Linked DNA regions of Homo sapiens: all the other regions are linked to region 3. A link is a loop called in an ENCODE intact Hi-C map of the cell type or tissue named here. Cell type or tissue: PC-9. All regions are shown on one strand.

The links. A loop is a pair of places that touch in the nucleus more often than their neighbours do. Peaks named below come from ENCODE experiments on the same cell type or tissue, not always from the same donor. Only the 100,000 strongest peaks of a DNase experiment are listed, where the experiment ranks them.
Region 1: a loop joins it to region 3, with 5 times the contacts of the local background. A loop is called at or near these places in 3 of 110 quality-filtered maps.
Region 2: a loop joins it to region 3, with 9 times the contacts of the local background. A loop is called at or near these places in 3 of 110 quality-filtered maps.

The regions. Positions count from the first base shown.
Region 1 is chr7:47,529,962-47,537,961 of GRCh38, reverse strand. All of the region lies in intron 1 of TNS3 (tensin 3), which reads left to right. Among named protein-coding and RNA genes, the nearest start is that of TNS3, 48 kb to the left of the region's middle. RefSeq lists an enhancer at 314-1,187. In PC-9, a CTCF peak has its summit at 3,117; DNase peaks (open chromatin) are centred at 2,471 and 3,421; H3K27ac peaks cover 3,461 bases.
Region 2 is chr7:47,598,180-47,606,179 of GRCh38, reverse strand. No RefSeq gene overlaps it. Among named protein-coding and RNA genes, the nearest start is that of LINC01447, 20 kb to the left of the region's middle. RefSeq lists an enhancer at 5,030-5,119. In PC-9, no CTCF peak of the experiment used is centred here; DNase peaks (open chromatin) are centred at 1,049, 3,699, 4,589 and 5,199; H3K4me3 peaks cover 3,357 bases; H3K27ac peaks cover 7,354 bases.
Region 3 is chr7:47,815,614-47,823,613 of GRCh38, reverse strand. It overlaps PKD1L1 (polycystin 1 like 1, transient receptor potential channel interacting), which reads left to right. Exons shown (of 57, transcript NM_138295.5): 46 at 2,428-2,538. PKD1L1-AS1 (PKD1L1 antisense RNA 1) reads right to left here. Exons shown (of 4, transcript NR_161269.1): 3 at 5,419-5,588; 4 at 3,767-4,107. Among named protein-coding and RNA genes, the nearest start is that of PKD1L1-AS1, 24 kb to the right of the region's middle. In PC-9, CTCF peaks have their summits at 3,883 and 4,091 (motif pointing right); DNase peaks (open chromatin) are centred at 4,173 and 6,875; H3K27ac peaks cover 1,533 bases.

The DNA of each region.
Region 1 (8,000 bases), 290 kb after region 3:
TGAGGGAGGGATAGGCTGGGAGATAGGGAGGTGCAGCCCAGCCCCCAGGTGTGCAAGGCCCCGGGCGGTCCTGTGCTTTGATATTTGCTTGAAATCCTTACCTGGTTAGGCGTGTCCCTCTCTGCAAGGCCAGGCTCCTAGTTTTTTAGTAGAAGAAGCAAATTAGAAAAAAAGCCTTTCTGCCTCGGTGTTTACCTGCTTTCCACTCCAAATGCCCTGTTTGCTAGTGTAGATTATCAGGGTAGTGTAGATTACTGCTCATTACAGATGCAGAGTTGACTGGATAATATTCAAGATTTAGAAATTCCGAAAGCCAGAGCTTGCCCGGTTTTGATTCTTTTAAGCACCTCGCCAGCGTTCTCGGAGAGGTTTGAAATCCTAGTAAAGCTGAACCCTGCGCCAAGCGCGGCGCGTCGGTAATTCCAATCAGATGGCGGCTGCAAGATCCTGCTCCCCCCGCCTGGAAGGCGTTTCCTCACCCACTTTCCCAGTGTTTGGCGGCTCAGCCTGTGCCTCCGCGCTCGCTCGGAGCTGCGGTTGGGGCGGGCGGGGGAGGGAGGGCTAATTCGTGTCAGATGGAGGGACGCCGTGCGGGACCGTGCGCTCGCGCCTGGCTTTTGTTCCCGGCGTCTGACTTCTGACGGGCAGGAGTGGCCGTGGAGGCTGCGGCGCGCGGCTGGGACCTGGGCCGGCGGCCACGGAGAGCCCTTGGCCCCTCCCGTGTTGGCCATTTCCTGGGACTTGTGTCCGCAGGGGACTCGGGAGGCATCCTCCCCCCAGATAGCCGCTGGGGAGGGGTCAGCGGCCACCCTCGCCCGGCCGAGCCCGGCTCCCCGCGGGCGGCAGGGGCAGCCATGAGGCTGCGCGCCCTGACCCCTGGGCCACCGGGAGGGTTCGCGCGCGGAACCCGGTCGCGCCGGCGCCGGCGCCAGGTGAGTGCGGCCCGGAGCTGGTGTGCATGGCCAGGGGCGCGAGGCACGGGCGCCTTCAGGGCTGCACGCACGTGGGCTGCGCCGGGTGTGCACTGGTGCCCGTGGACGCTGTGCTGGTGTGTACCCGCTTGTGCTCATGTGTATGCGTGTGCCCTTGTCAGTGCGCGTATGTCAGTGTGTGTGCACCCCGTCTGCACGTCCACGCGTGTGTGCTTGTGAGCGCGCGTCTGTGTGTGCAGGCATGTGTACGCTGGTCCGTGCCTGAGTCCTCGTGGGTGCGTGTGTACCCTTGTGTGTGCACGCGCAGGACAAGGAGCGAGAGGGCCAGTGGAGCTTTGCCTAGTGGGGGCGTCTTCTGGTAAGCGTGGAAGAGGGTTCAGGCTTAGCTCTTTCTAACTCAACTGCCTCTTGAAAAGGCTTCTTGGGTTCATTTCCCTGCAATGGAATTGGGATACTGGCCATTGCGCAGACCTGCTATCCCTCGCGTGTTTCTTGCAAAGGTAAAGGGCATTTTAGCTCTGCAATGAAGTGGGGGATGCGCTGGGATGTAGGAATCCTTACAGGTTCCCTGGGGACCGCATGGGTTCCAGCGGTGCTCTGTGGTCCACAGGACGGCCTTTCACGGTGTTTGAATTAAACAGAGCGGTGCTGGTTGGCTCCCCGCTAGGTTCAGCCTCCCTTTCCCTAAGTTATTGCTGAATTAAACAGAGCGGTGCTGGTTGGCTCCCCGCTAGGTTCAGCCTCCCTTTCCCTAAGTTATTGCATTTGTTTTTCTGAAGCTTTTGTAAGGTTCTGTGGGGTGAAAAACTGTCAAAATTTCAGCTGGTTAACTTGAGGTGTACTGCGTTCCCTTTTAAAGTTTAGTGGTCAAACGCTGCTGCCTGGAAGTGTGGGAACAATATGTGTTGGATGTGGAGGGTGTCCCTCTTGCCCCAGATACCGGCCCCCTGTGGGCTGGGAAATATCCCCGAGGCCCGGAAGTGTTCCTGGCTGTTTAACATCAGAGTAAAGTTGGGCTGGGAATGTGTTTTTGATCAGTGTCTGCCTCTCCAGAATGCCTCTGAAGGTTTCCCAGGTGCCTGAATGCCTACCTAAATCCTCTTACTATGGTGGAGCTGAATATTTCCTGAAAGGAAAACATAGCTGGGATTGTGCTGATGCAGCTTTGCACTTTTGCGTGTGTAACCATTTTGCCAGGGCGACCTTTAGCCGGGAGAACCTATCCGAGAGATCCCTGCGGTTTTGCATTTCGGCAGAGTGGAGCATTCATGTGGAGCACCTCCCTGTTCAATTTTGCAGAGATTTTTCTTTCTCAAAAGAGACCTCACAATCAAGACCAGCACTAATTACTGTGTCCCCCTCAGGGAGTCCTTGTGGAACCAGCAGCCTGCTCTCTACCCTTCCAACATTTTGTTCCTAACAATTAAGTGCAATTTAGATTCCTGAACTGAGCCTGCTAAATGCTTCAGCATTGCTGCCTCCTCTCCCCCTTTGGGAGAAATGAAAGCACAGTATCAGGTGAAAACAAGGGCAGTCTAATCCCGTCTGGTCTCATTTCACAATAGAGATGTTATGTACAGATGAAGCGTGAGCAGATGTTATTACACTATCCTAAATGAACTCCTCAGAGATCCAGCAATTCAAATGGCTGAGCCCTCGCAACAGTGCTTATGCTGTTTCCCTCTTTAAGTTTTCTAGCTGTGGACCAGTGGGCAAGAAAGCTGCAGGAAAACAGTGCCTCTTTCTCCCTGGTTGGAATAAAGGTATTTGTGAGGAATGAAAGGTCACAGTATCTTTCCTTGGCCCACAGACTGTGGCTAATTCATTTGGTCAACAAATATTAATTGAGGGTCCATGGTCCACTGTCTGCCAGGCGCTGGGCAGGGCCCTAAGAGGACAAAGGGGAAAGAGCCTGGTGTCCTGCATCTAGGAAATTGCAATATAGCACAGGAGAGAAGGCATATAAACAAATAACTGCAATACGAGTGAAAAGTACGTACCAGCTGCTGCATTGCAATAGAGAGATGTGTTTGTTAGGTGTTTGAATGCTACTCTTGTCTGAGCGTGAGACTGGGGCTTGAGGCATATGAGGCCTGAGTCTCATATGCCTCATCCATTGGCTGTGTGGTGCTGCATCTCGGTTTTGCATCTCACCATCACGGTTTGTAGACTAGTGGTGATTACGGTAATGACACAGAAGCACTTAGCTAGTGTTACCAACTGCATAATTAGCAGCATCATTATCCTTCTTTTGCAGAGCACTGAACACACAACCTGTGTTATCAGAAAGGATGCAATCTCTTTGAAAAAACCAGATACCGACATAGGAACAACTACATAATAACAGTACCTTAAATGTATATAGATACTTACAGTATAGTCGGTTATATACAGTGGTGGTTCTGTCTTGGCCGCAAATTAGAATCACGGGATGGAGCTGGGGTGGGGGGTTTGACAACATTCCAGTGTTCTGATTCAACCTCCAGGTAATCTGATTTAATTGGTCTGGGGTGGAGCCTGGGTCAGCTGTTTTAAAAACTGCCCCAGTGATTCCTATGAACTGACAGATGATACAGCGTTTGGTCATTTACAATAGCTGTTAAGAGACAGGAGGGGGAGGATATCTTTTCTATTTAAGAGAGGTTGTGACTTGTCCTGGGCCACAGAGCTTGTAGTGTAGGTATCAGAACTTATGTGAAGGCTTCTGCTTGGTTCAGGACTCTTTCCCCTACTTTATTTATTTTTTCTTTTTTTTGAGATGGAGTCTCACTCTGTCAACCCAGGCTGGAGTGCCGTGCCATGATCTCGGCCTACTGCAGCCTCTGACTCCTGGGTTCAAGGGATTCTCCTCCCTCAGCCTCCTGAGTAGCTGGGATTACGGGTGCCCGCCACCACGCCCAGCTAATTTTTATATTTTTAGTAGAGACGGGGTTTCACCATGTTGGCCAGGCTGGTCTTGAACTCCTGAGCTCAGGTGATCAACCCGCCTCGGCGTCCCAAAATGCTGGGATTACAGGCATGAGCCACCGCGCTTGGCCATGAAGTTCTTTATTAGGTGATTGTATTAGTCCATTTTCATGCTGCTGATGAAGACATACCCAAGACTGGGCAATTTATACAGGAAAAAGGATTTAATGGACTCACAGTTCCACGTGCTGGGGAGGCCTCACAATCATTTCGAAAGGTGAAAGGCACATCTCACATGGCAGCAGGCAAAGAGAGAGAGCTTGTGCAGAGGAACTCCCCCTTATAAAACCATCAGATCTCATGATAATTATTCATTATCATGAGAACAGCACAGGAAAGACCTGCCGCCATGATTCAGTTACCTCCCACTGGGTCCCTCTCACAACACATGGGAATTCAAGATGAGATTTGGGCGGGGACACAGTCAAGCCATATCAGTGATTAAATGTTTAGGACTGTTAGGTGTTCTTGATGAATCAATCCTTTTATTATTATGAGAGGACTTTCTATATCCTTGGTAATGTTCTTTGATCTGTAGCCTACTTTGTCTGATATAGCCACTCCAACTTCCCTTTGATTAACATCAGCAAGGTACCTCTTTTTTCTAGCCTTTGTCTTTTAAAAAAAAAAAAAGGCCAGGTGCGGTGGCTCACACCTGTAATCCCAGCGCTTTGGGAGGCCAAGGCGGATGGATCACGAGGTCAGGAGTTCGAGACCAGCCTGACCAACATGGTGAAACCCTGTCTCTACTAAAAATACAAAAATTAGCCAGGCATGGTGGCGGGTGCCTGTAATCCCAGCTACTTGGGAGGCTGAGGCAGAGAATTGCTTGAACTTGGGAGGCAGAAGTTGCAGTGAGCCAAGATTGCGCCACTGTACTCCAGTGTGGGCGACAGAGCGAGACTCTGTCTCAAAAAAAAAAAAAAAAAAAAAAAAAAATATATATATATATATATATAAAATCTGACAACTTTTGTTGACTTATAATTGAGATACTTAGACTATTTACATAAATATGATTATTAATATGGCAAGGTTTGAATCTGTCATACTGCTACTTGTTTTCTATTTCTCCTACCTATTGTTTGTTCTGCCTTTGTTTTACTTCCTTTTGCCATTTAGATTAATTGAATAATTTTTATTATTTCATTTTATCTCTCTTGTTTGCTTATTACCTATAATTCATGATTTTAGTGGTTGCTCTAGGGTTTATACTATACCTCTGTAACATCACAGGCTACCTTCAAGTGATATTATATCCACTTCATGAATACTATGAGAGCCTTATAATAGTCTTATGGGATCTTTGGGGTGTCCAATTTCTGGCTGGAAACCTCTGTGGCCAGTGGCACCTTTGCCTGAGTTCTTGTCCTGTGTCCAGGAAGAATGAGATAGGCAGACGGGGAAGGGTGAAGAAGATGAAGATAAGCTTTATTAAGTGTTAAACAGCTCAGAGGAGACCCACAGTGTCCTCTCTGTAGGCAGGTCATCCCGACCTCTGCTGCTCTCAGCAGAGAGGAGGCCCTGGAGAGGGTAGTTCCTCTCTGCAGCTGGAAGTCCCAACATCTCTGCAGGTCTCTGAAGCTCTCGGCAGAGAGGGTAGCTCCTCTGTGCAGCTGGTCTCTTGTGGTCTCTCCATTCTCTCTGTCCTCTCTCTTGCTCTGGCTGAACATGGAAAAGCCCTTGGAGGGGAGGAAGTGCCTGCTGATTGGTCCATGGGCGGCCATGGGCTGGCTGGAAGAGGCACCATGAGTCCCCACTCCAGTCTGTGGGACTGGCAGCCCGTCCCCAGCCTACAGGCCCTCCCTGGCCTGAAGGTGGGGCCTTACTGAGGACCCACCCCCTTCTGCCCAGGACTTTGCCTACCGCTGCCATTCAAGGCCCTGGTACTTGTCCCCAATCCCGCTCTGAGATGAGAGGTGGGGGGCCGGGAGAGGAGACAGGCCAGGCAGCCAGAATAGACACTCCTGAGCCAGCAGGGATGGTGGGCGGGGGGGGGCTTCCCATGCGCCCGAGGGTGCAGGCCGCAGAGATGCCTGGGTGCTGTGCCTGGGAGGGTGGCTGCAGCTGCCTGCACTCAGGGAGCTCCTGCTTTTCCCCAGCTCCCGCCTGTGTGGTGGAGTGGGAGGCCCAGGTCTGCAGCCGTGGATGGTGGCTGCAGCTGCACCCCGGGGGGCAGATCCTGCCTGCTCCTGGCCCCACTCAAGAGCGCAGGGAGGCTTGGATCTACAGCTGCAGTTTGGGCAGCTGCAGTGGCACCCAGGGAGTTCCCACCCCAACTCAGAAGGGGTGGAGCTCCCACCGGCTCCATGGAGAGTGCAGCCCCAGCCTCACCTCCCTGCTGCAGCCAGCGTGATGGTAGCAACCGCTGTCATCAATAGTATATTTCCTTTTCTTCTTTCCTGAACTTTGTGCTATTTTTTCAGAAAATTTACTTTTACATATGTCACATGTCACATTACACTATTGTTTAAACAGTTAATTATCTTTTGGTGAGCTTTAAATAATAAGAAAAACTCATAAATTTACCTGTGTAATTAGCATTTCTGGTGCTCTTCATCTGTTGGTGTAAAGCCATAATTCCATCTGCCATGTCCTTTTTGCCCAAGCACTGTCTTTAATATGTCATAGGTGTCAGCTGGTGATGATTTTTTTTGGGCTTTAATTGTATATCTTTTTTTGCATATTTTAAGAAGTTTTTGGTTCACTTTTATTTTGAAGAGCTATTTTTATTGGGTACAGGATTCTAGATTGACAAGTTTTCTTTCAGTATTTTGTTTTATTCTATTTTGTTTATTTTTTTAACTTTTAGATTCAGGGTACATGTGCAGGTTTATTATATAGGTAAATTGTGTGTTGTGGGGGTTTGGTGTACAGATTATTTCCTCCTCCAGGTAATAAGCGTAGTACTCGATAGGTAGTTTTTCAATCTTCACCCTCCTTCCACCCTCCACCCTCAAGTAGGCCCTGGTGTCTGTTCCCTTCTTTGTGTCCATCTTTCAGTATTTCCTATTATACTGCTGTCTTCTCACTTATATTTTTTAAAACAATGAGAAACCTGTTATCCTATTGGTTGGTTCCCTGCATGTAATGTGTCTTTTGGCCCCGTGGTTGTTTTTAAGATCTTTCTCTTTGTTACTGGGTTTAAGCAATTTGATTATTGTATGCCTTGGGGTAGTTCCTGTCACATTTCTTGTGCTAGAAATATATATATATATATATATTTTTTTTTTTTTTTTGAGATGGAGTTTCACTCTTGTTGCCCAGGCTGGAGTGCAATGGCGCGATCTCGGCTCACTGCAACCTCCACCTCCTGGGTTCAAGCGATTTCCTGCCTTAGCCTCCCGAGTAGCTGGGATTACAGGCACCACCACCATGCCCGGCTAATTTTTTGTATTTTTAGTAGACACGGGGTTTCACCGTGTTGGCCAGGCTGGTCTGGAACTCCTGACCTCAGGTGATCCACCCGCCTCTGCCTCCCAAAGTGCTCGGATTACAGGTGTGAGCCACCGAGCCTGGCCAAGAAATTTCTTGAGTTTCTTGGATCTGTGGGTTTATAGTTTTCCTCCTGGTTTGAAAAAGTTTCAGCCATTATTTTTTCAAATATCCCCCCTTCCCTGCCCTTCTCCGTCAGTCTCCATTACACATATGTTATGTTGGTTAAAGTTCTCCCACAGCTTACTGATGCTTGTTTATTTGTTTATTTAGGTTGTCTCATCTCTGTGTGCTTTGCGTTGGGAGGTTCGTACTGTGATGTCTTCAAGTTCATTCACCTGTGCTTCTGCAGGATCTAATCTGCCAGTAATCGCATCCAGTGTATCTTGCACTGTATTCTTACATTTTCCTCAATGAATGTTTGATTTGGATCTTTTTATGTTTTTCAGATCTCTACTTAACTTTCTAGCATATAGAATAGTTATTATGATGGACATTTGGGTTATATAAAGCTGTTATGACCTTTCTTTCTCTTGTGGACATAGGCTTTTATTTCTCTTTAGTGTAAATAAGAATGGAATTGCTGAGTCATAGGTTAGGTGTATGTTTAAGTTTATAAGAAATTGTCAAACCATTTTCTAAAGTAGTTGTACCATTTATTCCACA
Region 2 (8,000 bases), 220 kb after region 3:
GCCTTCTGTACCCTGAACTCACTGCACCAGCCAGTCCACCCAGGCAAAGATGCCATACGAGGCCCTCAGCCCTAATGCCATTTGACTTTATACCCAATACTGGAGAAAGCAGACTCTTTGCTCAATGTTTAATTTCTTAGTTGGAATTTCCAAACTTTCACTCCATTGCAGCACACAGGATGGAGGGCCCAGGGTTGTGAGTGAGTTTACTCTTTTTAACCAGAGTAGTACAGGCATCAGTAGGAAAGGGAATGAGAACCCCATTGCTGGAGACATCACTTTGCCTCTGCTATTTCATTACTTTCTCTTTCTTTCTCTTTCTTTTCTTTCATTTCTTTCTTTCTCCCTCCCTCCCTCCCTGCCTCCCTCTCTCTCTCTCTCTCTTTCTTTGTCTCAAAAAAAAGTCATGTTGGCCAGGATGGTCTCAATCTCCTGACCTCGTGATCCACCTGCCTCGGTCTCCCAAACTGCCGGGATTATAGGCCTGAGCCACTGCACCTGGCCTGTTTCATTACTTTTGTTTTTATTTTTTATTTTTTTTGAGACAGAGTCTTGCTGTGTTGCCCAGGCTGGAGTGCAATGGCGCAATCAACCTTCGCCTCCCAGGTTCAAGCTATTCTCATGTCTCACCCTCCCGAGTAGCTGGGATTACAGGTGCCTGCCACCATGCCTGGCTAATTTTTGTATTTTTAGTAAAGACGGGGTTTCACCATGTTGGTCAGGTTGGCCTCGAACTCCTGAACTCAGGAGATCCACCTGCCTTGGCCTCCCAAAGTGCTGGGATTACAGGCGTGAGCCACTGCGCCTGTCCTGTTTCATTACTTTCTAAGTAAGTCACCATCAGCTTCAGCAGTCTACCATAGGTAACAAATGGCTCTTCCTGAACGCATGTTGAGGACACTTTGAGGTCTGGACCCCAGCTCCTTAATCACGTATATGGAGTGGAGGTGCGCTGTTTACTGTAGGGCCTCACCAGGCTGGCTGTGCAGAGTTTACAGACTGACTTGCATGAAAAAAATTGGAAGGCTCACCCCAGAAAGGAATGTTGGCAAGAGAAGTTATTTACTTAGAGGTTGAACTCTAGTTTGGTCTTTGGGACTTTCCATGCTATTTGAAAGAATTCTGGCATCCCAACTATGTGGCAAGGGCTGACCAGGGTGAAAAACCTGCTTCATGTCACTTTAATTTGGAGAAATGAAATTTGCTTTACTTGGAAACAGTATCCGCAATTAAGCCAAGGAGGGAGGGCGGGGGTTGGAGAAGGTTTCACAGGGATAGCAACATCCAGAACAGCACTTCTATAATCTTTGAGGTGAGATATTTAGATGCCAACAGGTCCAATACTGCAAGAACATATCATTCACTCATTTATTGGAGACAGAGTCTTGCTCTATCACTCAGGCTGGAGAGCAGTGGTGCGATCTTGGCTCACAGTAACCTCTGCCTCCCAGGCTCAAGTGAACCTCTTGTCCCAGCTTCCTGAGTAGCTTGGGCTACCGGCATGAGGATGTCTCTACATATTTTGTGGATGATGTTTCTACATTTTTTGTAGAGATGGGGTCTCACTGTATTGCCCAGGTTGGTCTTGAACTCCTGGGCTCAAACTATCTGCCCACCACAGCCTCCCAAAGTGTTGGGATTAGAGGTGTGAGCCACTGTGCCCAGTCGAATATATAATTTAAGTCATTGGCAAGTAGCATGGGTTTTTCACATCATGAAAGTAATGTAACCCCACAGTGGGAAACTAGAAAATGAAGGAAAAGTCTAAGGTGCCTTAACAATTGCCAGTAATCCTACCCCCAAGGGACAATCCTGGTTGTCACCATTAACATGTTTACTTCTTGCAAGGTTCCTTTTTTTTTTTTTCGAGACAGAGTCTCCCTCTGCCTCCAGGCTGGAGTGCAATGGCACGATCTCCATGTGTCCAGAATTTATTCTTTCTGGTGGGTTCTTGGTCTCTATGACTTCAAGAATGAAGCTGCAGACCCTTGCAGTGAGTGTTACAGCTCTTAAAGATGTGTCCGAAGTTTGTTCCTTCAGATGTTCAGATGTGTCCGGAGTTTCTTCCTTCTGGTGGGTTCGTGGTCTCACTGACCTCAGAAGTGAAGCCACGGACCTTCGCAGTGAGTGTTACAACTCTTAACGGTGGCGTGTCCAGAGTTGTTTGTTCCTCTTGGTGGGTTCGTGGTCTCACTGACTTCAGGAATGAAGCCACAGACCCTCATGGTGAGTGTTACAGCTCATAAAGGTAGTGTGGACCCAAAGAATGAACAGCAGCAAGATTTATTGTGAAGAGCAAAAGAACAAAGCTTCTACAGCCTGGAAGGGGACCTGAGCAGGTTGCTGCTGCTGGCTCTGGTGGCCAGCTTTTATTCCCTTATTTGGCCCCACCCACGTCCTGCTGATTGGTCCATTTTACGGAGCACTGATGGGTCCATTTTACAGAGCACTGGTTAGTCCATTTTACAGAGCTGTGATTGGTGCGTGTACAATCCTTTAGCTAGACACAGAGCGCTGATTGGTGCATTTTTACAGAGTGCCGATTGGTGTGTTTACAATCCTTTAGCTAGACACTGAGGGCTGATTGGTGTGTTTACAATACTTTAGCTGGACAGAAAAGTTGTCCAAGTCCCCACTCAACCCAGGAAATCCAGCTGGCTTCACCTCTCACTGGCTCACTGCAACCTCTGCCTCCTGGGTTCAAGTGATTCTCCTGCCTCAGCCTCCCGCAGGTGCACACCACCACGCCTGGCTAATTTTTGTATTTTTAGTAGAGATGGGGTTTCACCATGTTGGCCAGGATGGTCTCAATCTCCTGACCTTGTGATCTGCCTGCCTCGGCCTCCCAAAATGCTGGGATTACAGGTGTGAGCCACCATGCCCACTGCCCAAGGTTCCTTCTAAGCATGTTTTTATCTATGTAAGCATGTCTTTTCTGCATAACTTTAGATTGTTTGAGCAAAATCTTCTAAGAAAATTTTTTGAAGCCATCATTTTATTTTATTTATTTTTTCCTGAGACAGATTATCGCTCTGTCGCCCAAGCTGGAGTGCAGTGGCACGATCTCTGCTCACTGCAACCTCCCCCTCCAGGGTTCAAGAGATTCTCCTGTCTCAGCCTCCTGAGTAGCTGGGACTACAGGTGTGCACTACCATGCCCGGCTAATCTTTGTATTTTTTTTTTTTTTTTTTTTTAGTAGAGAAGGGGTTTCACCATGTTGGCCAGGCTAGTCTCGAATTCCTAACCTCAGGTGATCCGCCCACCTTGGCCTCCCAAATTGTTGTGATTACAGGCGTGAGCCACTGCTCCCGGCCTGAAGCCATCATTTTCACCTTGCCAATCCCATGCAGGTTGAGTTCAAACCTGCCCTCTTAGAGTTCCTGTTTTGCTGCCTGGGAAATGGGAACAATTATAATTCCTGTCTCAATAGGCTATGTCTTTGACTGTTTGTGCTGCTATAACAAGAAACCAGAGACTGAATAATTTATAAAGAGCAGAAATGTATTTTATCAACAGTTCTAGAGGCTGAAAAGTCCAAGATTAAGGTCGCAGCAGGTTCAGTGCCTGGGGACAGCCTGGTCTGCTCTTCCAAAATGGTGTCTTATTGCTGCATACGACCAAGGGGAGGAACATGGTGTCCTTACAAGGTGGGAGGAACCAAAGGGGCCAACCAGGGAACTTACTCCCTCCACCAGGGCTTTTCCTAAGGGCATCTAATCCCATCAGGTTGTCAGAGCCTTCATGACTCAATCACCTCCTAATTAGGCCACACCTCTTAACACTGTTGCATTGGGGATTACGTTTCAACATGAGTTTTAGAGGGGACACAACTATTCAAAACCACAGCAGGCTATTCCTTTAAAACACAGAAACTGCTCCCTGACCATAGTGTCCTCAGGAAATGTTTTCTGATTGTTATATTTCTCATAATTATAAACAATGCTGCCCTGAACATCTTTGCACCTAAACCTTGGATTGTCTCTCTGATAACCTTCTTGGAATTGAATCCTGGCTGTAGTTTTACCAGTGTCCCATAGAGAATTTAAAGTAGAAGCTGACCTCCAGCCTGACTCCTCCCAGGCAGCTTCTTTTGCAGCTTACAGAGTCCATGCCCCACTCTGACACCTCTTCTGGCCAGGGTGTAAGAATGCAGGACCTCTGCACAGGAGCAGGTGGGGGGTGTCAACTTCTAACAAGGTGAACTTTGCTTTGTCAAATGTGTGCTGAGCAGGATCTGCCATCAGTTGGGCCTGAGTTTGTCGTCAGAGGGTCTCTCCATAGTGGGAAGCTTCACGGTGTTTTTCACCAGCTGCTTCTGAATCACACAGGTGGCTCTGAATCACACAGTGTGACATGACTGATTTCGGCAGAGGTCTCAAAATGCAGCTCAGATGTCACCATCTCCATGAGGACATCCCTAAACCCCTCTCAGTGTCAGTCATTTCCTCCTCCAGGCCACCCTGCACCTCTGTTTTACCTTCCATATCACAATATGCTTCTTTCCTTATGTGGCCGTCTCCTCCCCTGGTTGATGTCTTCCCCAATGCATTGGTGTGAATCACCTTCCCCCATGAATTGGTGTGAATCACCTTCCCCCCGTGCATTGTGTTAATGTACACACTGAACAGATTTCTTAGGCAAAGCTGTGAACCCCACCATCCCAGGGACAGGCAGCATCCACATTCTATTCAATGTGAATCACTCTTCCTGGGGTTGGGCAACATAGGGTAGCACTGATTTTAGTGCTCATTAAACCATTTGTTAAACTAATGTGAAATTGCAGAGAAACCTTCTGCCCTTCACCTTGAGGGTGGAAATTAAAGTCAAGACCCACTTAAGAGGAAAGGCCCTGGTGAATTACAACCACTTCCCCTTTTTAATTTCAGTCAACACTTTTACACTGGGACCAAGGGGGCACAAAAGTAATATCCCTTTGCTGAAGGTCTGCAGGAGTTATCATTGCATCCCTCTGAAGGGGACATTCGGAAGTGTGGTTTTGAGATGTCAAAATTTAATCATTGCTAAGAGTTAATGTGGCCTCAGCAGTAAATACACAGGCCCTGCTCCAAGCTGAACCCAGGGTGAATGGTCAGAAAACAAGTCAGGAGAAAAGACACTGGTGGAGGAGGAAGGAGCTTGCTCTGACCCGGAGAAAGAACTCAGTGCCCGTCTTGGCTCAGCACCCTGTCCTGCAGCCCCAGTTTTCTCAGCTGTGAATCACGCCAATAGAACCGTAGATTAGTGGTTTTCAGACTTTTTTAAAGAGACAGTATCTCATTATGTTGCTGTAATGCAGTTGAAACGGGAAAAGTTCCCTTGTCCTCTTCACAGGGCATGTGATGGGGATGTGGCTCACTTCTTTGGTGCCCCCCTGCTCACACCTCTAGGGGAGCATACAGACAGGCAGGTTGTGGGGCTCTGATGCCATGGCAGTGTCTAGGGGTGAATGTTTACAACTTCTGAAGCCCCAGTGGGCGTGTGTTACAGGGTGATCTTTTAGTTTGCCATCCATAGGCAGCTTGTGTTAGTCAGCTCAATTAGACCGTCTACCTTGTCTCAAGGACAGAGGGCTTTCTGTATCCCTGGGTTTCTTGCCTTGGTGTACTAGAAGAATCAGATCACACATGGGCTTGCAGAATGAGTGCAAGGTTTTATTGAGTGGAAGTAGCTCTCAGCAGACAGGGGAGCCAGAGGGAAATTGTTTTCCCCTGGAGTTGGGCAGCTCGGCAGCCCAGGCTCTCCTCAGACTGCCCCAGCCAAACTCCATGTCATTACACCAGTTGATGGCCTGCGGGCATGCCGGTGCCTGTCAATGTGCTCTTCTGCCTGCGTGCTCTCGACGATCAGCCGCTTGTGTCTTCTTCCACCTATGTGTTCCTCACAATGTCCAGTCGCTTGTGTGTCTCTGCCTTGTTAAGGTCTCAGTTTTTATAGGCCCAGGATGGGGCCAGGTGGTGGTGGGCCAGGGTGGTCTTGGAAATTGCAACATTTGGACGTGAAAGCAGAAGTGCCTGTCCTCACCTAGGTCCTTGGGGGTGAAGCCCTAGCCAGGAACCCGCCTTCTTCTACCCAGCTCTTCCCCTCTCTGCTTCTGTATCATTTAAAGGGACCACGCTCTTCCCTTCCCAGCACTCCCTTATCATATCCCCCCTTTAAAGAGGTACATCTAACTGCCACTAGAATATGGACGATGACCGGTCTTAGCTGTTTCCTGTTGACAGGGGCGTTGTTTTGGGGAAAACGGCAGTCAGACTCCTCCCAGAGGTCTATCTAAGGGTTCCTAGCAAAGGGGAGCCATCGTTTGAGGCTCCGGTTGCCTGACGGTTTGGAGTTTGAGGGTTTCTAGGCATGAGAGAAAAAAACAAGTTTTATAAGGTTAAGAATGCATGAGTTAAACATGTGTATTATAACAAGGAAAGAATTGAGTGCCAAAGATTACAGAGACAAGAAGTAAAATATACTAACAACAACATTGTACCCCAAGCTGTTTCATCCTGGTGAAAGAAATTAAACCTTGTATGGGAGCGGATAAACTTTAGAAGAGAGATAGCTGTTCTTGCCATATCCTTAGCAATTCACAGATGCACCCTGGGAATACCTGTATCTTGTCTCTCTTTCCTAGGCTTCCCTTTCTCTATTATAAAAGACTGAGGTAGCCACTTTCAAGAGGTCCTCTAATATACTGTCTGGTCCTAGGACCGGTTTTTGCAACTTCCTACTGATGTCAGGGGCAGCCTGAGTGATAAATTTATCCTTTAGGATTAGCCGTCCCTTGACTGAATCAGGAGATAGAGAGGTGTGCTTTACCAAGGCCTCTCTTAGCCTTTCCAGGAAGGCAGTGGGATTTTCATCAAATCCCTGGTCAATCATGGACAACTTAGTATAATTGAGAGTCCTATGTAAGCCCTCCATTATGCACACCTGAAAGTGTTTCCTCTTCTCATCTTCCATCTTGTCACTGGGATCCCATGTAGGGTCATTCACTGGTACTGCTTCTCTTCAGGTTGGATAATGTTCACCCCCTTCCCTGATGCTATATGTGACACAAAGCTCATCCCCAAATCTCTCTGCTGCTTGAAGAGCGACCTGTTTCTCAGTGTCCATCAGGGTCTGATTCAAAAGTAACATAACATCTCTCCAGGAGAGTTCAAATATTTGGGTGAAATTCTGGAAAGCCTCTATTTATCTATCAGGGTCATCTGAAAACTTGCAAAGATCTTCCTTAATTTACTTTAAGTCCCGTAGGGAGAAGGGGACCTGGACCTTACTGGGCCCAAATTCACTGGGCATTTGTTGGAGGGGCAAAAGTGAGACTGGGGCTTGTTTAGGGGGAGGATTTTTAGGAGTGGGCAAGTGAGACGCTGAAGCTGTAGAAGGAGGCAGGGGTGAACTTGGAGGAACAGGGTTTGAGGGAGCTGGCTCCTCTGCTGGGGGTGCCTCTGGCACTCGTGTCTTTACTTCCCTGGGCTTGCCCCTTGCAGCCTTCCTTGAGATGGCAAACAGGAAGGCTAGATCAATCCTACACTGTCGGCAAAGGTCCTTGCAAGGTACAGAAAGCCTACACATATGGAGCCTCAGACTACCTGCCCTCACATCTACAGAAAAGTTCCAATTGCCAGATTGTATTGAAATGAATGGTTCCTCCCTGAGGCCAAGCCAGTCTTTCCTGTGAATCATAATTTGGCCAAACCTTTGTGCAGAGGGATATGAGGCACTTTTCCTCCAGACTCTGAGAGTCCAAGCAGTTCCAGTGGTTCAGGATACACTCCAGAGGAGTATAAGCTGGGGGTGGTGAAGAGAACGGGTTGCCCATTCTGAAAGACAGGGAATAGAGGCATCCCTCATTCCCTTCCTTCTCTCAGCAAAAACTCAGGGTGTGATGAATAGAGAAAGCGAGCATCCTCCCTTCACTCTCCACCCTTTATCCCTGAGCCCCGGCAAACTTGGCAGGTGCCAGCCATGGGTACTGATGTGGTACGTATCCATGAAGCAGGGAAAAC
Region 3 (8,000 bases):
TGGGAAAACACCATCATCTATGAGGCAACCTACCCAAAACAGTCCAATCTTAATCTGATGAAGTTATTTTGCCAACTTGTAGTTTACAGTAAGAGTATGTTGATATCACCCTGGAAAGCAAGACAGAAATCTATAGTACAAATAACCACTTGCTCAACAAATAAATCGCAAAGAAGCAAAAATAAATAAAGATGATACCTATGGACTGGAAGAGACACGAGGAGGAAAGTAATTAATGTAATTCACCATATTAATAGACTAAATAAGAAAAACCACATGCTCGTCTCAATAGAGGCAGAAAAAGCATTTGATAAAATTCAACATTAATTCATCCAAAAAAAAGAACCTCTCAGCAAACTAGGACTAGAAGTAGGAATAGAAAAGAGTTCCCTGAGCTAATAAAGGGTATCTATGAAAACTCGACACCTAACATCATACTTAATAGAGAGATATCGAATGTTTTTTAAGATATCAAACAAGGCAAAAATGTCCTCTCCGATCACACCTATTGAACATCACATTGGAAGTCCTAGCCAATGCAATAGGCAAGAGAAAGAAGTTAAAAACGTATTGATTTGAAAGGAAGAAATAAAACCATCTAATGGCAAATGACATAAATTTTCTTTGCAGAAAATCCCAAATAATTTACAAAAAAAAAAAGGGTTCTGGAACTAATAAGTGAATTTAGCAAGTTTGCAAGACACAAGTCAATATAAAAAAGTAAATTATATTCCTATATACCAGTAATGAACAATTGAAATTTAAAAAGGAATACTATTTACAACAGCACCAAATAAATGAAGTACATGGATGTAAGTCTAAGAAAACGTGTGCAGGATCTGTATGTTGAAAACCACAAAACACTGATGAAAGAAGTCAGGAAGATCTGAATAAATGGAGAGATAGACTGTGTGCATTGATTGGAGGACTCAGTAATGTTCAGAAGTCTATTCTTTCTAATTTGATCTGTAGTTTCAATGCAATACCACAGCTGTTTTTTTTTTTTTTTTTTTTTTTTTGAGACGGAGTCTCACTTTGTCACCCAGGCTGGAGCGCAATGGCGCGATCTCGGCTCACTGCAACCTCCGCCTCCCGAGTTTGAGCTGTTCTCCTGCCTCAGCCTCCCGAGTAACTGGGATTACAGGTGTCTGCCACCATGCCTGGCTCTTTTTTTTTTTTGTATTTTTAGTAGAGATGGGGTTTCACCGTGTTAGCCAGGATAGTCTCGATCTCCTGACCTCGTGATCCGCCTGCCTTGGCCTCCCAAAGTGCTGGGATTACAGGCGTGAGCTACTGCGCCCGGCAAAATACCACAAGCTTTTTTTTACAGATATTGACAAACTGATTCTAAAATTTATATGGAAAGCAAAGGAACTAGAATAGCCTAAACAATTCTGAAAACAATGAGCAAAGTCAGAGGACGCACACTATCTGAATTTAAGACATACTATACAGCTGCAGAAACCAAGGCAGCATGATATTTGGGGACAGATAGACACGCAAATCAATGGAACAGAATAGAGAACACAGGAATAGACTTACCCAAATATGCTCAACTGATTTTTTGGCAGAGAGAGAAAGATGATCCAATGGAAAAAGGATGATCTTTTAAAAATGGTGCTGGGGGCCGGGCATGGTGACTCATGCCTGTAATCCAAGCACTTTGGGAGGCCAAGGCAGGTGGATCACCTGATATCAAGAGTTTAAGACCAGCCTGCTCAACATGGTGAAACCTCATCTCTACTAAAAATACAAAAAATTAGCATGGCGTGGTGGTGGGTGCCTGTAATCCCTGCTACTCAGGAGGCTGAGGCAGGAGAATCGCTTGAACTGGGGACGGGGAGGTTGCAATGAGCTGAGATTGTGCCACTGCACTCCAGTCTAGGTAACAGAGCTAGATTGCCTCAAAAAAAAAAAAAGTGCTGGGAAAACTTGATATTGATATGCAAAATAAATAAATAAATAAACCCCAACACACATCTCACACTATTATACAAAAATTTTCTCCCAGGGATTTAAAAGCCGAGTTTCATTTAAAATCTTCTGGCCCGGCATGGTGACTCACGCTTGTAATCCCAGCACTTTGGGAGGCTGAGGCAGGTGGATCACCTGAGGTCAGGAGTTCTAGACCAGTCTGGCCAATATGGAGAAACCCCGTCTCCACTAAATATACAAAAGTTAGCCGAGCGTGGTGGCACGTGCCTGTAGTCCCAGCTACTCGGGAGGCTGAGACAGGAGAATCGCTTGAACCCAGGAGGCAGAGGTTGCAGTGAGCCAAGATTGTGCCACTGCACTCCAGCCTGGGTGACAGAGTGAGACTCCGTCTCAAAAATAATAATAATAATAATAAATCTTTTGCAAATTGAAGCACTCAGGTACCTACATACAGGGTCTGTATGGATGCTAACTTAAAAACTCTTCTTACAGAGACATTTCCATGGACATCCTCATGCTGCTTCTGCTTTTGTGTGTAATATATGGGAGATTTTCCCAAGATGAATACTCCCTCAATCAAGCTATCCGGAAAGAATTTACAAGGTAGGAGGTTTGGGTAACTCTTCCAGATCTGGGGCCATTGCACTATTCCATAGCCTGTGTGCACCTTCCCCATGTTTCACATCCCACATATGAAATACTGGAAAGATTGTCACCATTTCCCTGGTAGTAATAAAACCCCCTTCCATTCACAGACTTTGGACACGTTCTTAGCATCTCGTTTGGGGTAAATAGCAAAACAAGGATATTTGAAGGAATTTTAAGTTCTGTGCCAAAACAGGGTCTTGCAGTTTCTTTTTTGCTGGAGACCTCAGAGTTCTTCTATCAAAGCCTATGGTTGCAGTTCGTAATAACTGACACTCAATTTCTAACAGTTTTTTTTTTTCCTTTTTGAGACAGTTTTGCTCTTGTCACCCAGGCTGGAGTGCAATGGCGCCATCTCAGCTCACTGCAATCTCCACCTCCCAGGTTCAAGCGATTCTCCTGCCTCAGCCTCCCAAGTAGCTGGGATTACAGGCATGTGCCACCACGCTTGGCTAATTTTTTTGTATTTTTAGCAGAGATGGGGTTTCACCATGTTCGTCAGGCTGGTCTTGAACTCCTGACCTCAAGTGATCCACCCGCCTCGGCCTCCCAAAGTGCTGGGATTACAGGTGTGCGCCACTACGCCCGGCCTTCAGTTTCTAACACCTCTCAAGTTCTTGATCATTTCTCAAGCTGTTCATTTGCTTCTTCCTCCTTCTTTCTATAAGTAGTAGATGTTGATCATAGGTAAATCTAGCAGAACTGAAAAGTGTAAAGCAGAAAAATTTCCGTGATACCACCAGGCAAAGGCAAGCATGATAGCATTTTGTTGTGTCATATTTCTTTTCCATGTCTCAGTGCTTCTAAAATTGGGATGCATATTGTCATCAACAGGTGCATTTAATGTAGTCTTCTTTTTTTTGAGAGTTGTTCTTGAATCCATGGTTAGGCTTTATTTTCACCTGCCACAAACAGTCAGTCTGATAGTCCTTTCAAGGCAGTGTGGCTTTGAATTATAAAGTGCATGATATGAAATAATATTGGTTCTTTGCTATGATTTCAATGCTGGTAAATACAATAATTCAGTGTGTTCCAGGAGTTACCTTATTTACTCTGGTGAATATTTAAAGACACATTTATGCAGCAACTCTATCAGTGTGTTTGTTGCCTTTGACTAAGTAATTCAATTTGACGTAAATACTTTTTGGTTGGATTTTTTGGCAGAAGTGAGTGGCTGGAAAGTCAATTTAATCTTATCAATTATTTCAGAACATATTTATCTTTATTTTTGTGAGAGAGGGTTATTCATACGCAGCAAGATAATGGCTAATGGATATTGTCCCCTTTGTCAGTGTTGTGACCCACTCGTAAGGTAAGACCTGGAAGTCCCAGTGCTATGAGTCTGGGTGTTCTGTAGCTCAGTAATCCAAGTTGTTTTGTTTTTTTTTTTCTGCTGAGCATTGTAATAGTGAAATTAAGTGGAATTTTCTGCCTCCTCATTTGTGAAACCAGCAGTTATTTCCATCCATGACCAACTTTTCAGCTCTCCTATCCGTGCAAGTGCACAGCCTGTGCCAGTAGGTGGTGCTGTGTGCAAAACAAAGTGATAATTTGGGTCCTCAATGGAAATGGAAATCTAAACATGAAAAACCTCTGGCTTTTGCTAGTTTATTTTTCATCTCACATTTCACAAGTCAACATTATTTGACATATTTCTCATATGAATTGTTGCTTCTTGATATTCAAATCAGAAATATCGCAGCTGAGATAATGTTTGTGAGATCTCTCAGGTGCACATGAGATTGATGTGCTCACATTCACAACTCCTGGATTTACATAGACCTTATGTTTCCCATAGGGATGCAAAACCTCACTGCCTCTGGGTGCTCTGGCCACCAGGCAGGGATATTCAAGTATCCTGGTTGGTAATGGAATGTTTAAAGTGGACCCTCTCCGTCTCACCCCCTAGCCCCCAATACCTAATCCTGAAACATCAACAACAACTTAGGGTTTGGCATTTACTAGCATTCCAGATAGAGAAGCTAAATAAGCCCAGGAGTGGAAATGGATGAAACAGAGTTCCGAGACTGGGCCCCCAACTCATGTTTGGTTGCCAGGTGACTCTGGCAAGTGCTCGGACTTAGCATCTTCATCTATAAAGGGAGGGAACTGGACTACTGAGTAGTCATTGCGTTCTTGGATTTTGCCATATTTAAGTTGTATTTGAAGTGTTTCTGAACTTATGAAAGACTTCATGAAGTTCCAAAAAAAAATAATAAAACAAAAAATAAACCAGCAAATAAAGCACCAATCAATGAAGCAAGCGTTCTATCCAAGTGCCATAAAAGTAAAATAACAGCTGATTTTATCTTTTGCATTGTTTAGCCAGCTTTGTGGGCTTATTTTATATAATTGCGGTAACTAATACAGACAGGGCCAGAATACTCCTGGCTCATTTGGTTCACTACCTGCACTTTGGGTGTGCCAGGAGTGAGGTGTGAGATGTCTGCAGTCTGGCCATTGGGCCTTTTGGCTTTGGGTTATTTTCAGGGCTTTTTAACTTAGTTTCTTAATGTTATTCCAATAGGGAAGCAAGTGTCAAGAAGTGATACCATTTCCCCGAAAGTGGTGCAAACTCAACATGGCTATAATGTCTATACTTTATTCTTTAAAAACACAGAAAATGGATCATATTAGTTGCTATAAATGTACAATGTTTGTCGTCAAATCATCTTGCTTCCCACAGCAGATGCTCAACACTTTCCTCTGTTGAAAATTCACCTCCAGCCATCCTTTGCCTCTTTCCTACCCTCCCGCCCTTTTCACTGCATCTCTGTGCCCCCTGGCTCATTCTTCCTTTCCTTTGGCGTGAATATTTGCAGAGATGTATCTGCTCACCTTATGCCTCCCATCTCTGTCTCCATCTGTGTTCTCCTTTCCTGATGCCTCTCTGTTGCTTCATTCCACCCTCTGGGTGCTCTGGCAGGCCTCCAATTTGCTCTGCATTTGATAGTTTGACAAAACTTGTAGAGAAGTCCAGAGTTAAGAACCAGCACCCAATAAAAGACCTGCAAAGATTAAGTTCTAAAGATGTATAAACCAATGAAGATCAAATACTTGAAAGGATAAGAGATCATTTCTTCGTAAGAAAAAAGAAATAAAACCAGTCAGATAAATTAATTCACTAGACTTTTACTCATACATGCTATGGAAATTTTTTTTTTGAGACAGAGCCTTGCTCTGTTGCCCAGGCTGGAGTGCAGTGACGCGATCTCGGCTCACTGCAGCCTCTGCCTCCCGGGTTCAAGGAATTCTCCTGCCTCAGCCCCCCAAGTAGCTGAGACTACAGGCGCCCATCACCATGTCTGGCTAATTTTAGTGTTTTTAGTAAAGACGGGGGTTTAGCCATATTGGCCAGGCTGGTCTCAAATTCCTGGCCTCAAGTGATCTACTCACCTCGGCCTTCCAAAGTGCTAGGATTATAGGCCTGAGCCACCGTGCCCAGCCATATGGAAATTTTCGAACACATTTATAGTATATACAGATTATTGGTTGAGGCTACTGCATCTCTTTATTACTCTATACACTAGTGACATTTATTTGTCTTTGATTTTTTTAATATTGTCCAATTATTGTCATGACTATCAGGTTTTTAAAAACTTTTTCTAAATTATCTGCAAAATCTGCTCTGAATCAACAGTGGAGTGTCCGTTCTACACCTTACCTGTAAACATAGTCTTTGTGGTGTGCTGGAAACAGTTAATAACTGGAGAACAAAAGCACTGATTTATAGCATCTGCCAGCCAATTTCCGTGGTGTAAATCCTCCCACCATGGTTTTTTTGTTTGTTTGTTTGTTTGTTTTAGATGAAGTCTCACTCTGTCACTGAGGCTGGAGTGCAGTGGCATGATCTTTACTCACTGCAACCTCTGCCTCCTGGGTTCAAGCGATTCTCCTGCTTCCTGAGTAGCTGGGATTACAGGCGCGTACCATCACGCCCAGCTAATTTTTTGTATTTTTAGTAGAGACAGGGTCTCATCATTTTGGCTAGGCTGGTCTCAAACTCCTGACCTCAGATGATATGCCTGCCTCAGCCTCCCAAAGTTCTGGGATTACAGGCATGAGCCACCACGCCCGGAACCACCATGGTCTTTCACACCACCAATGTGACATCACTGAACATGGAGTTGGGAGGAGTTGTGCAAAATTGGCTCTCACAGTAAGAGTCGGCTCCAGGCCTGCTGTCTACAGCCCAACTTTGCTCTCAAGCCTCGTTTACCAAAGCCATGGCCATCATCTGAATGATTCATAGTGTGTTCATTCTTTGGAGTAGTCTGGATCTGGTGCTGGACCAGGCATTCAACTGTGTGTACTTGGGTGACTTTCTAACTTCTTCTCACCTTATGACAAAATTCCTTTTCCTGAGAACTATTTTGGTCTCCCCTTTTTGTGGAGAGAAACCTGGATGAAACAGCCACATCAGAGCCATTTCTGTTTGCTGAGGGCATGTTGATGAGCACCCCATCCTTTCCATTCTTCAGTGACTCTTCATGGGAAGCTATGTATGAGAAAGTTTTTTAGAGTTAGGTGAGAGGTACTTTGCTTTCTCGTAGGAACACTTGATTTTATCCTTTTGCCTCTGGCTGTAGCTCAGAGCCAAATGGACACCCTGCTGCTGCCATGCACAGCCTTGGCCTGTGCATGTGGCTTTATAGCAGTGTCTGAGCAAACTAAAAATGATAAATTTCATTCATTTGATGTTATTTCAGTGCTCCCTTAAATCAGTTCCTTGGTGGAAAAATGAAGCATATCTATAAACATAATGAAGAAGTTAATTGGAAAGAAAACAGACTAGTGTTTGTGCCAACACTGCACTTCATCTATGTCTTCACATCTGCCACTCACAGGCATCTTGGGAGGCCAGTCACATGCTGCGCCCAGTCGGCAGTCAGTGCAGAGAGAGGACTGGGTCTTGGTCTGTGTGTCCCAGAGCCTCCCTTGTTTACCCTAGCCCCGGCGCTCCCTCTGCACCAGCCCTGTGGCCCCGACACCTTCCCACCCTTCAGGCTTGCGGAAGCCCTCGCCGTCCCCTCTGCCTTTAATACCCTCTCTCAGATGACCACGGGCTCCACCCTCACCTTCAGGTCTTTGCTAGACATCACCACCTACTGAAGCTTCCATGGCTGCTTGAACATCTGCTTACCCCACCACTTGCCTGTCTTTCCTGCTTTTTTTTTTTCCTCCTTCATATTTGTCACAACATAGTATATGTTTGCTTATTTGTCTTATTTGTTGCCTGTTTCCCCATAGGAGGGCAGAGAATTGATTTTCTGTTTCCCAGTGCCTAGAAGAGTGCCTGACACCTAGTAGTTGCATAGTAATGTTTGTTGAGTGACTGATGGAGTGAGCAAATGAACAAGTGCTTCACCCGCCATTCTCTCTTATCTCCTGCTACTAAGGAGCAAAGTGAGTTCCAGGGT